Regions from separate parts of the Homo sapiens genome. Here region 2 is linked to region 1. Evidence: chromatin loops called from intact Hi-C (ENCODE). Cell type or tissue: PC-3. All regions are shown on one strand. Region 1 has its middle 29 kb from the start of SOSTDC1. Region 2 overlaps CRPPA (CDP-L-ribitol pyrophosphorylase A).

Region 1 (8,000 bases):
GGGTGGTGGCAAAGTAAAGAACCCAATACTATTCTAAAGGCATTTGATTACATATTCATTACTCATTAAATGCACTGATTAGGCCAAGTTGAATCTGACTTTAGGCTGAATTCTGCTTGAAAGCTGCCTATTTCTAGCCTTTGCTTTATACCTTTCCTAAAAGAGTAAGGCAGATCACAAGGTGGCAGTTGCCTGTGTATACAAGTGAAAAACTAAGGCTTAGTTGAGCTCTGTTGAAAGATGGTTCTTGTCTGTATTCTCCAGTGCAATCAGCACTCTTATAATCACAACATAGTTTCTTCTGGATACTATATGTATCTATATTCTGTAGAATATATTAATATATACATTAAATGCAAGATGGCCCCAATGATCTTTGCCTCCCAGTATTCATAGCCTTGTGTGCTAACTCTGTGTGACTAGCAGAATACAATGGAAGTGATGGTGTGTTTCTTCTGACATTAGGTCATATAAGTCATTGCAACTTTCACCTTTGTTTCTTAAATCACTTGCTCTGGAGAAAGCTGGCAATCATGCTGAAAAGACACTCAAACAGCTCTGTGCAGAGCATCTGAGGCCTCCAATAAACTTGCCAGCCTAATGAGTGAGCCACCCTTGAAATGGAGCTTCTTGAACCAATCAAGCCTTCAGATGACTGCAAGACCAGTTAACGTCTGACTGCACCTACATGAGCGACTCCAAGTGAGAACTTGACACAAGAGCCCTTTCAGAGTTCTTGACCAGCAGAAACTTGAGACATAATGAGTGCTTGTTGTTTTAAGCCACTAAGTTTTAGGGGTGAATTATTTGGCAGCAGCAGATGACAAAACAGAATTGATAGATTGAGAGTTGCACATTCATGACTGCAGAGATCTGTCATTTTAACTAAAAAGATCAAACTTGGTGACCTGTTCCTTTCAGTATTTTTTTTTTTTTTTTTTTTAGCAATGGGAAAGGAGATGTGTGTTTCCTCAGGAATGCAGAGCCAGGATTCATACAGAAAATAGGTGATTTTTATATGGATACATGTAACATTAGTTTTTAATGGTAGTTCAACAGTAGCTAATATTGATTAAACTTAATGGTAGTTCAACAATAGCTTAATATTAATATTAGTTTTTAATGGTAGTTCAATAATAGGTATTATTAATTGAACTTTTACTATTTGGCAGCATTATGCTAAGAGCTTTACCTGCATTATCTTCATATGATTCTTATAGTGGCCCTACGAAGTAGCTGTTACTATATCTCATCAGTTCACTGCAAGAAAACTAAGGAGCTGTTGAAATAAGCTGATGTCTAAGCAGCTGTGATTTGAAAAAATGTTATAAAATTTCCCTGCTCCAAAATATCTTTACAAATCAGATATCATAGTTGCTTAAATTTCATGAATATGTGCCTTAAGCATTTTCAAAATTATCTCTAAACAGGGTACTCGGTCCATTAATGAGTGTATGTTTAGCAGGCGTGTTTTTCTGTCTCTCCTGGTGAAAGTTCTTGTCTAGTGGCCAGCCATGAAAGTGAGCCTCACAGATCTGGGACTGCGAGGAGCCCAGCTGTGGTACTACGAACTCCATACCTGTCTGCATGGAGGCCATGCTTCCCATAAGTGGTTCCTAGCCAGTGATGGAGTGGTAGGGTCACTTACCCAGCACAGTTCCTGCAGGCTGCTGGACTCCTGCGAAGGTGGATTCCCCCATGGCTCTGCTCATCTCTCAGATGAACAAGTTCTGGAGATCTAGCGTACAGCACAGTGACTATATCTAATAATACTGTATTGTGTACTTGAAATGTGATAAGAGTAGATTTTAAGTGTTCTCTACACACACACACACACACACAAATGGTAACTATAGGTGGTAACAGAAATGTTAATTAATTTGACTGTAGCAATCATTATATAATGTGTATACATATCAAATCATCATGTTGCACACCTTGAATATATATAATTTTTATTTGTCAATTAAATATTTTAAACTAAAACAACAATAAAAATGACACTTCTACCCTCCCTTTTCCTTTCCTCTCTCATTTACCTGTGATCAGGCTGCATCCTGGTTTGACCAGTCCCCACTCCCCTGCCCCTTCCCATCCCCTCCACAAAGGAGGAGATGTTGTCTGATATAGTTTGGCTGTGTCTCCATCCAAAGCTCATCTTGAATTGTAGTTCCATGAGCCCCACAGGTCATGGGAAGGACCCAGTGGAAGGCAACTGAATCATGGGGGTGGGTTTTTCCCATGGTGTTCTTGTGCTAGTGAGTAAGTCTCATGAGATCTGATGGTTTTATAAAGGGCAGTTCCCCTGCACATGGTTTCTTGCCTGCCACCCTGTAAAATGTGCCTTTGCTCCTACTTCACCTTCTGCCATGATTGTGAGGCTTCCCCAGCCATGTGGAACTGTGAGTGCATTAAACTTCTTTTTCCTTATAAATTACCCAGTCTTGGGTATTTCTTCATAGCAGTATGAAAATGGACTAATACATTGCCTTAATAAATCTCTTGCACAGCTAGTCCTGTCTTGGAACCTGCTTCTTAGAGGGCCTGGACTAACATACTCTGGTAGTGCATGAAGCATCTGTGATCACAGCGTGACAAGAAAATAGCACAAACAAACCTATGAGGACTTGAGAGAATTCAAAAGGTAAGTAACCTGTGATATAATTTGCTTAAGCAAAGCTGGCACTATACAGAATCAAATGAAAAGATTATTATGAGGAGATTGTGTGGAGAACTATTACTAACAATAGAAGTGCTGACTAGAAAAATGAAGATGCATAAGGATGAATATGTGTGGTGTTCTGACTGGTGTAGGTGGTAGATTTATTCTTTATTTAAAATAAAGAATACCCATGGGCAGCAGATGCTTTTGGTTCCCTGCTTCACCTCCCTTCAGGCCACCTCTGATTTTAGCTACAACAGGGGCAGCAAGGTCTGGGCAAGCTCGAACTCATGCTGACAGCACCCCGCCTCAAGCACGTGCCAGGAGTGCTATCTAAAATCCTAATTCAGGCCAGGCATGGTGGCTCATGCCGGTAATCCCAGCACTTTGGGAGGCCGAGGCGGGAGTTCTAGACCAGCCTGGCCAACATGGCAAAACCCCATCTCTATTAAAAATTCAAAAATTAGCCAGGTGGTGGTGCACGCCTGTAGTCCCAGCTACTTGGGAGGCTGAGGCAGGAGAATTGCTTGAACCCGGGAGACAGAGGTTGCGGTGAGCTGAGATCGCACCACTGCACTCCAGCCTGGGTGACAGAGTGAGACTCCGTCTCCAAAAAAATAAAATAAACATAAAATCCGAATTGAATCTGGTTTTGTATTTTACTGGCACTACTAGCCAGAGCTTTTTCTGAAGGCATAGGGGCCTCATCAGCCCTGCAGTGTGAGGGAGTAATTGTGCCCAGGGAACCCTGCATGCACTGAGGGAGGACAGTAGCTGTTCCTCAAGTAGAGAGTGTGGGCATGCTGTTTCTCAGAGGTTCTAGCAGCCTCACCCCTGCTGCCTACAGCAGCCACTGCCATAGTGCATGCCTGTGCTGGCCTGTTGCCTTCTTAACCTCCCCGGTCCTCCACTCCTGCTTCCTGTGAATGCCCTTTAAATAAATCTCATTTCGTATCATGAGATCTATGTTTAGGGGCCAAAATAAGACAATATATTTGTGGATAGAGGCAAGTGTCAGCAATCTCATTCCCCTAAAATAATTTTAAGTAGCCAGAAATTTGAAAAATGAGTTTAGTAATAAATGGTTACCTAATTACACAAAGATATGATTTCAGATTCTAAGTAAATAAAAACGTTAAGTCAATTTACTTTTTGGGAAGGGCCATTTTCCATATTTGACTGTAAACAAAATAAGCTGTTTGCTCATATTAGCTTATGGTAAAAACATTTTCTCATGAAAACAGTAAACCACTAGCGTGTATGAAGTGAGCAACTGAAGCTAATCAAATCTATTTTCTAGTGTGTATATACTTTAAAGGCAATAATAGTTTTGTTTAAGGAAGTAATGAAAACATAGTTTTTATATGGATATCTGTAGTAGATTTGGGGAGTTTGTGATTATTAATTCTCAAGTACTTCTGGTCATCAATATAAATATTGTGATAATATTCAAGAGTTACATTCATTTTTTGGCAGTATTTTGCATTTCGTCTACCACAGATTTCAAGTACCTTTAGACCCTGTGAGGTTCTGCATAAAATAATCAATCATTCCCTCTTGGCTGTTTGGCAGAGGCAGCCAATGACTTGTTCTGTCATGAACTGAATTAATATATATTCATGAAGCGTAGAGAAACACTTCATTGTTTCAGACTGTTTTGTTATTTTAGAATAAATCACAAAGGCAGCATCCCACTCATAGCTGGTAGAGAAATATTTGTCCTGTGATCCTCACCTTTATGGTTGTAATGTTTTAACTTGCACACAGTTTAGCCTACATAACTTTTTTTTTAAAAAAATAGTAAATTGCATGCTTTTAAAAAAGTACCGTGTCTCTGTTACCTTTTATCAGCAAAATTTGAAAACATTAAAAACTAAAATGACATGCGTCCCTAAGTCAGAATGATTTAATTTTCACAGACTGAGGGACTCATGGCAAAATGATGTACAGGTAAGTATTGTTCAAGCTCCCACATTCCATCAATCTCAACCTTTATGGTCCCTCATTTATTTGGGAAGAACTCTCAAGAATCAGTTGTAATTGCAAAATTTTTATCCTGCCAGGATATCTATGTGAACTTCCATAGGGCAACCATAGCATAAGCAGCATGAAAAAGACTTGTTGGGAAAGCTATTTTAGCACCTCTGATAAACAGAAAAAAAAAAGGTGATTATTCCTGTTTCAAGCTATCTAACTTTCTCACTTTGTCTGCCTTTTCTAATCAATGTTATCATGTGCTGGCAAAATCTTGTAAAATTCAGAAAGGTAAAATCCAGGGAAATGAAACCCAGGGACAGCAACTCCCCGAAATGTAAAAGCCATTGAACATTCTCTATCACCACCAAAGTGGTTCTCAGAAAAGGCAGTTTATTGGATCTTCCCTAAGAATTATGTTTTCAGCAACAATACTTAAACATTTACTGTCTCGGATTGTAACAATGGCTATTTGTTTAGGTGGCACTGTGCCTATTTAGAACTTAGTAAAATTCTTGCCATAGGGATCAACAATGTTTAGGAGGACAAACATTAACATAAACACGGCTCCACACGGAGTTGGAGTTAGATTTCTTGGGTTTGAATCCTGGCCCTGAATGCATTAGCTATTCAACTCAGACAATTTATTTGATTTTAACCCTAGGTTTTCTTGTCTGTAAATTATAGATAATAGTGTATACTTCACCATTATGGGAATATGTACTATCATACAGTAATAATCTATAAATTTTAGTTATTTTTATTATCAATCGGTGTGCTTAACTGCAAAAAATAGAACCCACCCCAGCTAGATTAAGCAGAAAAAGAATTTGTCAAAGGAACCAGGTGACTTATAAATCCTAGGGGTAGGAGGGACAGAGAGTCAGACTTAGCAATGACATAAAAAGGACAATGCCTAAGTCATATTGTAGAGGCTGCAGTGACAGAGACAGTGGAGCCCACACAAGAACTACATACACTGTGGGGCCCAGTGCAAAATGAAAATATGAGTCCACTTGTTCAAGTAGAATACTTCCATTGAAGGTACTAAAATATAAAGCTCTTTCCTTTCTTCTGCAGCCTTTCTCAACTTTTCACGAGTGTTTTTTCTTGCCATTTCATGTTGTTCTAAGTAAAGAAAAATTTTAAATTTATGAATTTTTAAATTAAAAAATTCGAGTATGAATTTTATCATTTTTCTTTATATCAGTTTTAAAGATGATATGTCAGTTTTAAATGGAAATATAAAAACATTTAATTACATACAGAATTACAGAAATTACCACAATTCATAGATTATAGCTTGTATGTGCGTATGCATTTTGTTCTTACAAGGAGAGTGTAAACACTGTACAAAACTAACCTAACTGCTTTCATTTCACTTCTTGATATATATGCTCATTCTGCCAACACTCTCTGCCTTTGGCATACTGGTGAGAAAGGAAGAACTACAAAGAAAAGTAGCTAGACTTGCCCAGTCTTTCCATTTCCTTCTGTGTCATCATTTTCAGTGTAAGTGGTTGGTAACACAGGAAGAAAAGATATGATATGATTGTTAGTGTTTCTTAGAAAGACATGGTATTGTTTTCTCTGTTGGAAGTAACTTCGGGTTTAAAAAGCAAAGTGTCAGCTTCCCCCCACTGCCATCCTACTTACTGAGTAACAGACATTACACGTTTACTTTGTACTTTGAGCCTCACTGAACTCCCATACATTGTGGGTTTACTGGAATGCTGTGCTCATGGGTCAGTAAATGTTATATGCAAATGGGCAGTAAGGAATGGGGGCGGATACACTCAGTGTGCAAATTATCACATTCAGCACAATCTGGTTGGGGTATGCCTTGGAAGATTTCATTTTTAACCAAGAAAGGCATATATTTACTGTCTGAATATGTCTTGCCCAAAAAGTAAATGCTAGTGTCCGAAAATGCACATATTTATTCTGCTTAAAGAAATATGTACAGGCTTCGTGAGACTACGTGGAAGAAATATATACTGTATATTAATTTGTCGTTGTCCTGTTAGGCATAAAGAGCCTCAGGATGAAAGTCATCTGATACAGCGTGTTGTATTATCATGATCCAGAATTTTAAAATGCCTATCGGCAAAATTCACAAAAGCTTAAGCCGTCTACGTTATCCCATAAAGTGAATTTGGTAGAGAGCTATACTTTGTCACTCAGTTCCTGAGAACCTTTTCTTGTGACCTATCATCAATATTCACCTTCAACGCACACTGATGGATCCAACAATATCAAGAAAGGCCTTTCCTCAAATAACTGGGGGCGAATGTATAAATTCCCTATGATAGACAGTGTGTTATGAATTTCTGAAGTTCATTTCAAACTCTTTTTTTATTCTATTTTAACTTTGTATTATTCTTATTGTTCTCTATCTTTAAAGACAGGTTTATTCTCACGAAAAACATGTTTCACTTTATCAGACGTTATCCAAATGACTTACGTGAAAAATTTCCTGGCTATAAGATTGTTCGTATATTCATCTATCTTTTTTGTTTTATTTTTGTTTGTAAAAGTAAAGGCCTTACATTCTGAATCTTATAAGAAAATTTAAATTACACAAGTCAGAAATACATAATTATTTTCATGATAGAAATAACATTGGTAAATTGGCTTCTATTTCTTCCTTAATATTTATTGATTCAGATGATTTGGATGAAATTATATGTATAGATAAATGAATATTGAGAGTCTTGTTACTTTTTTTGGATATGTTTTTCAGAATTCATGTAAGCAACTTATTGCTCAATAAATATTTATTTGAATGATGACTTTTGGACCATTCTAATGAATATGTTGGACCAAGTCATGATAGCTAATAGATTCAAGTAAAGAAACTTCACAAAACTTGATTTCCCATTTTGAGTTACTTGCGTTTTCAATTCAATTTTGAGAAGCATTATAAAAGGATTAGATCAACTATTTTAAGGAAAAAAGCAAGAAGCTTCCACTAGAGAAGTGGTTGTTAGGATTCTTTTCTGGACTGAATCATGAGGTTATTGAGCACAGCCTGGGGCAGAGTTCACTCATTCTTCCCTTTGTCCTTAGCAGTAAAATATTCAGCTGGGTTCATGGTGGCCCAGAACAAAGACTACATTTTCCAGACATTCTTACAGCTAGCTGTGGCTGTGGGGCTAGATTATTTTTTTTTAATGTGACTAAATTTTAAGTCCAACGATATGTTAGCACAAGTGATGTCTGCAATTCAGATTGTGTTACTCAAGTCAAGAGAATAAAAATTAACCTTAAACAAGTCACTGTGATTCTGGTTTTGCGTTGCATACAGCTAAACCTTCATTCTAAACCATTAAATTCCCACGATAGAATGTCTTTAGGGACAAAA
Region 2 (8,000 bases), 140 kb after region 1:
AGCCCGTGAAAGGTAATTGTACTGGGTAAGAGCTACCTTTATATATTGTACCACTTAATCGCTTCCCAGCTCCAAATCCACCCGTCATTGTCTGCTGGACCCTGTAAACATCTCCCTTGCTTAAGACATCTTTTAAGCTTCATCACTGGAGGGTGCCAAAGGGATGCTGTGGGAGGAGGGGGCTTCTGTTCCTGATTCTGGCATGTTTCCATCCCTGCTGGCTCCACAGCTGCCATGGCCATGTGTGTGGCACTCGGTGGTGTTTACTCTCTAGCAGGTTTTCTCTGCCAGTCTGGCCTGCTGTTCTCTGCCTGCCAGCTTCTGCCTGTGTAAACCCTCATGGAGATTTTCCTGCATGCCAGTCCTGGCCTATGGCTCTGTGCCTGCCAGCCTCATTTTGCTGGTACCCCAGCAGTATACTTCCAGCTTGTCAGGCCAGTCTGTCATTCTGTGTTCAGCCTCAGGCTCCTTGGCCATCCATTCGGGGACTCCCAGGTTGCCAGGCATTTGCGGTTTCTGACACAGCCTTGGCCTGCTGACCACGCACCAACTCTGGCCCACCTCAAGCCATGAAACTTCCCTGCCATCCGGTGGGCTGCAGCTCAGATATGGAGAGGGTATGTTCCTTCATTGGGTACTCCCCCTCAGACTTCGGGTATCTCTGAGTTCTGTCTTATTCCTTCTTAGTAATAAAACTACCATAGTTAACACCTTATATGAAATCTTTCCTGTTGAGATTATTGTGGCGTTTATGACTCTTGACTGAATGCTGAATGATAGCTTTTCTCCTGAGGTCATTTCCCAGTTCCTGTAGTGACAAGGCAGACAGCTACTATCTTTTTGTCCTGTGAAGTAGGAGCTTGCAGCTGCCAAGGTAGCGGGGAATTGAGGGGGATATCCTAGAATAGTGGAGCCACAGAGGAGGGCGGCTGCACACATCTATAAAATCACCTAAAGCTGACCAGGGATGGTGGCTCATGCCTGTAATACCAGCACTTTGGGAGGCCAAGAAGGGCAGATCACTTGAGGGTCAGGAGTTTGAGACCAGATTGGCCAACATGGTAAAATCCTGTATCCACTAAAACTACAAAAATTAGCCAGGCATGGTGGTATGCACCTGTAATTCCAGCTACTTGGGAGGCTGAGGCATGAGAATCTCCTAAACCCGAGAGTTGGCGGTTGCAGTGAGCAGAGATTGTGCCTCTGCACTCTAGCCTGGGTGGTAGAGCGAGACTCTGTCTCAAAAATAAATAAATAAATAAATAAATAAATAAATATCCCCTAAAGGCTTTGCTGACTCCTGAACTGTGTACACAGGGGGCGATATCCTGAGGGACCCATGGGAAAGCATCCAGCTCCCATAGGAAGATGGAAAGAGAAAAACAGATACTTCAGCAGTTGCTGAGGTGGAGGAGAAACAGTTTGGAGTTCAAATCCTGCTATATTAATAGGAGTTTGATAAACATCTTTGGCTTTTCATTGATATCCCAGAGAACCACATTTTAGGAGTGAAGACCACTTCTCAGGACACACTCAACATCCTTCAGAGAAAGTTAACAGAATCTCTAAATGTAAAACATCATTTACAGTGCTCAGTATGTAGTTAAAACTTACTAAATATTGTGACTCATGTTAAGAAAATAGGTCAATAGAAAAGGACCCAGATGTTGGAAATGGCAGAGTAGTTTAAAATAACTATGATGAATCTACAGGAAAAGGTTGAGATAATGTATGAGGAAATTTAAGACAGATGTGGAAAGGGTAAAAAATGGCAATCCCAGAACTGAAAAATATCCTGAATATGAAATGTAGTCTCTATTGGCTGTGATTAACAGCAGGTTGAAAAATGAATTGGGGAACTTTATGCAGCGTTCAAAGAGAACAAAGTAGAAGCTGCCTGTCTCCTTATAGCCTGAGCCGGACCTCAGACAGACATCATCACTGCTTTTGTACCACATAAAGCAGAGCAGTCAGAGGCCAGCCTGTGTTTAAAAAGAGGAAAACCAGATACTCCCCCACCTCCAAGAGCATTTGTGGCTATCTTTAATACACCACAGTCATTATAAGAGCAGGAAATGTGGAATCAGACAGCTTTGAGTTTATTTATTGTTGTTGATGTGCTATATTTCTGAGTTGTGGTATTTTACCCAAGAAAGAAGGTAGTACCTTCCTTGCTGGGTTGTTGAGAAGGAAGTATGTAGAGATAGAAAAATTAACACAACTTACATGTTAATAATTTTATTGTTTGGCTTAACTTGTTCAGTGCCTAGTAAAGTATTTCTATGTAGATACTTTTAGATAAGTTTATAAACATACATTTTTTTTTCATGATTTTGGGATAAATTTGAAAGCATTCTAGAATTTTTCTCTGTAATTTTTTTTTTTCCAGTTCCACTTATGCTTCGTTACTTAGCTTAGCTAGGGCATGTAAGTTGTCAAACTAGTAAAAAGGTATTGTCACTACTATCACCGATCAAATCATCTGATCTTTTACAATTACTTACAGTAGTGAAGAGCTTGCAGTGATATGGGGTAATCAGTGAACACAGATCTTTATACTGTAATAATGAATGAGAACCATCAGCAGATGCCTACTCAAGTCACTGTGCTGGTGGGCGGCCCCTTTGCTAGGATAACCTGCCTTGCCACCCTGCTATCTCAACACCCAAACCACTCTAGTTCAAGCCTGTTCTATCAGTCAGTGTTGGTAGATGCCAGAACAAATGAGGATGTTGGGAGTCCAACATGGCTACCTTTTGTTTCTAGCTAAGTGGTCTTAAGCAGTAATGGTCACAGACTTTAATTTCTTTGGGACTACTTCCATACCTGTAACTGAGGAGTTTGGACTAAAACACTTTCTAACTCTGACTTTGAGAAACAAGTAAAGGGCTGGGTAAAGTAATGATTATCCAGAAAGCATCGAGTAGAGACTGAAAAGACATCCAATGGTCATTTGGTTACATGAGCGCAATAGGCATGAGATATGAACAACCAGAACAGACTGTACTGATGGAATGATGCAGTTAAAGTACATGATGAGTTGTAGCGGTGAAGACATTTGCCGGGTCAATCACTGTAATGATGTCTTAAATTATGATGGAGAAGAAACAGTTGCTTTTAAAGAGATATTCTTGATTTATGCCAAGGGAAAGGGAAACTAGTTCATTGAGTATCCACTCAGTAGAAGCAATAGTGATTGGTAAGTGATATTCCCATTTTTAGTTAAGAAGGTAGTTACATGAGGTTAATATATATTAAATGGCAAAAACAAGATAAGTTAGTCGGATTACAATACCTGTTAGGTTTCTTGAAGTTGATTCTTACGACATGGACATGCTTTATTTTGATACATTTTGATACTTGCTTATAAAAGATACAGTTACTCATGTAAATATCTTTTTGATTAGGTTTGGTTACTTAATATGAAAAGGTTAAAGAATATTTTCTTGCTGATTAGTTGGGAGTATATTTGGCTGTACATTTTTATAGCATATTGTCTACCTTTATTTGTGTGGTTTTCATCTTTCTGGTTTAACTTTGCTGTTTAGTTTTAACGTTTAATATGTTTTTTACATACATGCCTTAGGGGAATAAATGTATTTGAAATATATATTAAAAAAGATGACTAACTCTATTATTTTCTGATGGCTGCATTTCAGTGAGGAGGTTCAGGAAACCTCCCATTAAGTATATGTGTTTAATGACACTAAATTCCTTTCTTGGAAACACACCCTTTTCTTAGCCACAGTTGTCTTTGGGGTAATAATAATAATAATAAAAACTGCAAGGAAAAATTTTATGTCCATCATTGCTCAGAAGAGCTAAAATGAACTCCTATTTTTCTCTTCTAAAGTAATCTCAAGTTTCTTTGTAAGTTAAAATTTTTTTAGTGTCCAAAGCCTCATTAGGCTGATTAGTTTACATCATTTTGTGCAGTCTGTGTGTTCCCTACCACAAAATATTAAATGGAATTAAGAGTTTTAGAAAGTCAGACTTTTCTTTTATTAGAAGTAGGCTAGTCTACTTACTGCATACCTGATTCTGATTGTGGAGTGCATAAATGCCCTTTGTTTTCAACCGTATTACAAATCATGTTGTATCATGTTCTGGTGCTAATACAAAGCAGAATAACGTGATAAAAGTGAGCTACATATTGAATGTTGCATTTTCAATAAACCAGTTTTTATTATGGCTTTATTAATACAGATAAAATAATTAAATTATTTTTGATAAAAGGAACATTCTTGCCATCATTTGTTTCCAAGAGAATATTGTCACAATCAAATTGTGTCCTTACAATGTGACCTGACAGTGTTATTTTCAGTAGGACATTTTAAAAACTGAACTCAATTTTTTTTTCTATCAGGTTTAAATGATAAATAGTAAAACAATTTTTTATGGTATAGCTGCTTGATTCCTTTTATAAGTTTGGTTATTTTTTTGATAATTGTATATATATATGTGGTACAATGTGATGTTTTGATGTGTGTATTCATTGTGGAATGATGAAATCAGGCTAATTACTATACCCATCACCTGAATTATTGGTAGTGAGGACAAATTAAATTCTTTTTTATTTTTTTTTTTGTGAGATGGAGTCTCACTTTGTCATCCAGGCTGGAGTGCAGTGGTGTGATCTCAGCTCACTGCAACCTGTGCCTCCCGGGTTCAAGTGATTCTCCTGCCTCAGCCTCCTGAGTAGCTGGGATTACAGGCACGTGTCACCACGCCTGGTTAAATTTTGTATTTTTAGTAGAGACAGGGTTTCACCATGTTGGTCAGGCTGGTCTCAAACTCCTGACCTCAGGTGATCCACCCGCCTTGGCCTCCCAAATTGCTAGGATTACAGGCGTGAGCCACCACACCCTGCCAACAAATTAAATTAAAATTTAAACTGTTTGTTAATATTCAATGTATTATTAACCATCGTCATCATGCTATGCAATAGATCACCAGAAGTTCTTCCTCTTGTCTAGCAAACTTTATACCCTTTGACCAACATCTCACCCTTCCAGCCTCTGGTAACCACCATTCTTTTCTCTGCTTCCATGAATTTGACTTTTGTTTTTATTTTTACTTAATGTTTAGAGACAGGGCTTTGCTCTGCCACCCAGGCTGGAGTACAGTGGCTCAGTCATAGCTCACTGCACCCTCTACTCCTGGGCTCAAGCAATTTTCTCACCTCAGCCTCCTGAGTAACTCGGACCACAGGCAGTGCCACCATGCCTGGCTAATTGTATTTTTTAGTTTAAACAGGGTCTCCCTATATTGTCCAGACTGGTCTCGAACTCCTGGGCTCAAGCAATTCTCTCTGCTTGGCCTTCCAAAGTGCTGGGATTACAGGTGTGAGCCACCACGCCTGGCCAACTGTTTAAGATTACAAATATAAGTGAGATCATACAGCATTTGTCTCTGTCCCTGTCTTATTTTACTTAGCAAAATGTCTTCTAGGTTCATCCGTATTCTTGCTAATGACAATTTCCTGTCTTTTGCAGGCTGAAATAGTACTCCAATGTGTGTGTGTGTGTGTGTGTGTGTGTGTGTGTGTGTGTGTGTGTGCCATGTTACTTAAATCCTTGTGACCTTTGGTCGCTTAAGTTGTTTCCATATCTTGGCTAATGTGACGTCCTGCAGTGAATTTGGGAGTACAGACATCTCTGACATATTAATCGATTTCAATTTCTTTGGATATATACCCAGAAGTGGGATTGCTGGATCATATAATAATTCTATTTTTTGAGGAAACTTCATACTGTTTTCCAAAGTGGCTGTACTAACTTACAATATTACCAACAAAGTACAAGGGTTCCCTTTTTGCCACATCCTCACCAATACTTCTTAGATTGGCTGTTATCAAATGAAATGTAACAGTTGTGAGATGATATCTCATTATGGTTTGAATTTGCATTTCTCTATTTAAAGATGTTGAGCATTTTTCTTTTCAAATATATCTGGACCTTTGTATGTCTTTTGAAAAATGTCTATTCAGGTCCTTTGCACATTTATTTTTTTTTTAAATTTTTTGTTGTATTTATTTTTAAGTTCTGGGATCATATGCAGAATGTGCAGGTTTGTTACATAGGTATACATATGCCATGGTGGTTTGCTGCACCTATCAACCCGCCATCTAAGTTTTTTGTCCTAATGTTCTCCCTCCCCTTGCTCCCCACCCCTCCAACAGGCCATGGTGTGTCATGTTCCCCTCCCCTGTGTCCATGTGTTCTCATTGTTCAACTCCCACTTATGATTGAGAACATGTGGTGTTTGGTTTTCTATTCCTGTGTCAGTTTGCTGAGAATGATGGTTTCCAGTTTCATTCATGTCCCTGCAAAGGACATGAACTCATCCTTTTTTATGGCTTCATAGTATTCCATGGTGTATATGTGCCACATTTTCTTTATCCAGTCTATCATTGATGGGCATTTGGGTTGGTTCCAAGTCTCTGCTATTGTAAATAGTGCTGCAATAAACATACGTATGCATGTGTCTTTATTGTAGAATGATTTGTAATCCTTTGAGTGTATATCCAGTAATGGGATTGTTGGGTCAAATGGTATTTCTGGTTCTAGATTCTTGAGGAGTTGCCACACTGTCTTCCACAATGGTTGAACTAATTTACACACCCTCCAACAATGTAAAAGCTTTCTTCTTTCTCCACATCCTCTCCAGCATCTGTTGTTTCCTGACTTTTTAATGATCGCCATTCTAACTGGCATGAGATGGTATCTCATTGTGGTTTTGATTTGTATTTCTCTAATGACCAGTGATGATGAGCTTTTTTTCATATGTTTGGCCGCATAAATGTCGTCTTTTGAGAAGTGTCTGTTCATATCCTTACCCACTGTTTGATGGGGTTGTTTGTTTGTTTTTTTTTCATGTAAATTTGCTTAAGTTCCTTGTATATTCTGGATATTTGACCTTTGTCAGATGGATAGATTGTAAATATGTTCTCCCATTCTGTAGGTTGCCTGTTCACTCTGATGATAATTTCTTTTGCTGTGCAGAAGCTCTTTAGTTTAATTAGATCCCATTTGTGAAGTCTGGCTTTTGTTGCCATTGCTTTTGGTGTTTTAGTCATGAAGTCTTTGCCCATGCGTATGTCCTGAATGGTATTACCTAGGTTTTCCTCTAGGGTTTTTATGGTTTGAGGACCTAGGTTTAAATCTTTAATCCATCTTGAGTTAATTTTTGTGTAAGGTTTAAAGAAGGGCTTAAGTTTCAGTTTTTCAGCATATGGGTAGCCGGTTTTCCCAGTACCATTTATTAAATACCAGATTTCTGGTATTGAAATCTGTTACTGTGTTACAATTCATTTCCTTTCATATCTCTTAGTGTTTGCTTTATATATTTAGATGCTCTGATATTGGGTGCCTATATATTTAAAATTGTTATATCCTTTTTGATGAATTGTCCCCTTTATCACTATGTAATTGTCGTCTTTGTCTGTTTTTACAGTTTTTGGCCTAATGTCTGTTTTCTGAAAATAGTACAGCTATTCTTGTTCTCTTTTGGTTTCCATTTGCATGGAATGTATTTTTTCATCCCTTCACTTTCAGTCTGAGTGTTCTTTAAGATGAAATGAGTCTCTCATAGCATATAGTTGGATCTTTTATCCATTAAGCCACACTCTACGCCTTGTGATTAGATCATTCAGTGCATTTAGCTTCAAAGTAATTATTGATAGGTAAGGACTTACTAGTGCCATTCTGTCAATTGGTTTTTGGTTGTTTTACAGGTCCTTGGTTCCTTTCTCTCTTGCTTGCTTCATTTGTGGTTTGATGGTTTTCTGTAGTAGTATGCTTTGGATCACTTTTTAAAAAATCATTTGTATATCTATGATAGGCTTTTGTTGTTACCTTGAGGCTTACATAAAGCATCTTATAACAGGCTATTTTAAGTTGATAATTTTGATTGCATACCCAAACTACACTTTTAGTTCCCTTTTATGTTTTATGTTTTTGATGTCAAAATTTATATTTTTTAATATTTGTAGTCCTTAA

Evidence for each region. A loop is a pair of places that touch in the nucleus more often than their neighbours do. Peaks named below come from ENCODE experiments on the same cell type or tissue, not always from the same donor. Only the 100,000 strongest peaks of a DNase experiment are listed, where the experiment ranks them.
Region 2: it touches region 1 in a loop (2.1-fold over the local background); 1 of 110 quality-filtered maps calls a loop at or near these places.

The regions. Positions count from the first base shown.
Region 1 is chr7:16,491,024-16,499,023 of GRCh38, reverse strand. No RefSeq gene overlaps it. Among named protein-coding and RNA genes, the nearest start is that of SOSTDC1, 29 kb to the right of the region's middle. In PC-3, no CTCF peak of the experiment used is centred here; no DNase peak of the experiment used is centred here; H3K27ac peaks cover 1,566 bases.
Region 2 is chr7:16,350,439-16,358,438 of GRCh38, reverse strand. The region is part of intron 3 of CRPPA (CDP-L-ribitol pyrophosphorylase A); the gene reads left to right. Among named protein-coding and RNA genes, the nearest start is that of CRPPA, 67 kb to the left of the region's middle. In PC-3, no CTCF peak of the experiment used is centred here; no DNase peak of the experiment used is centred here; H3K27ac peaks cover 405 bases.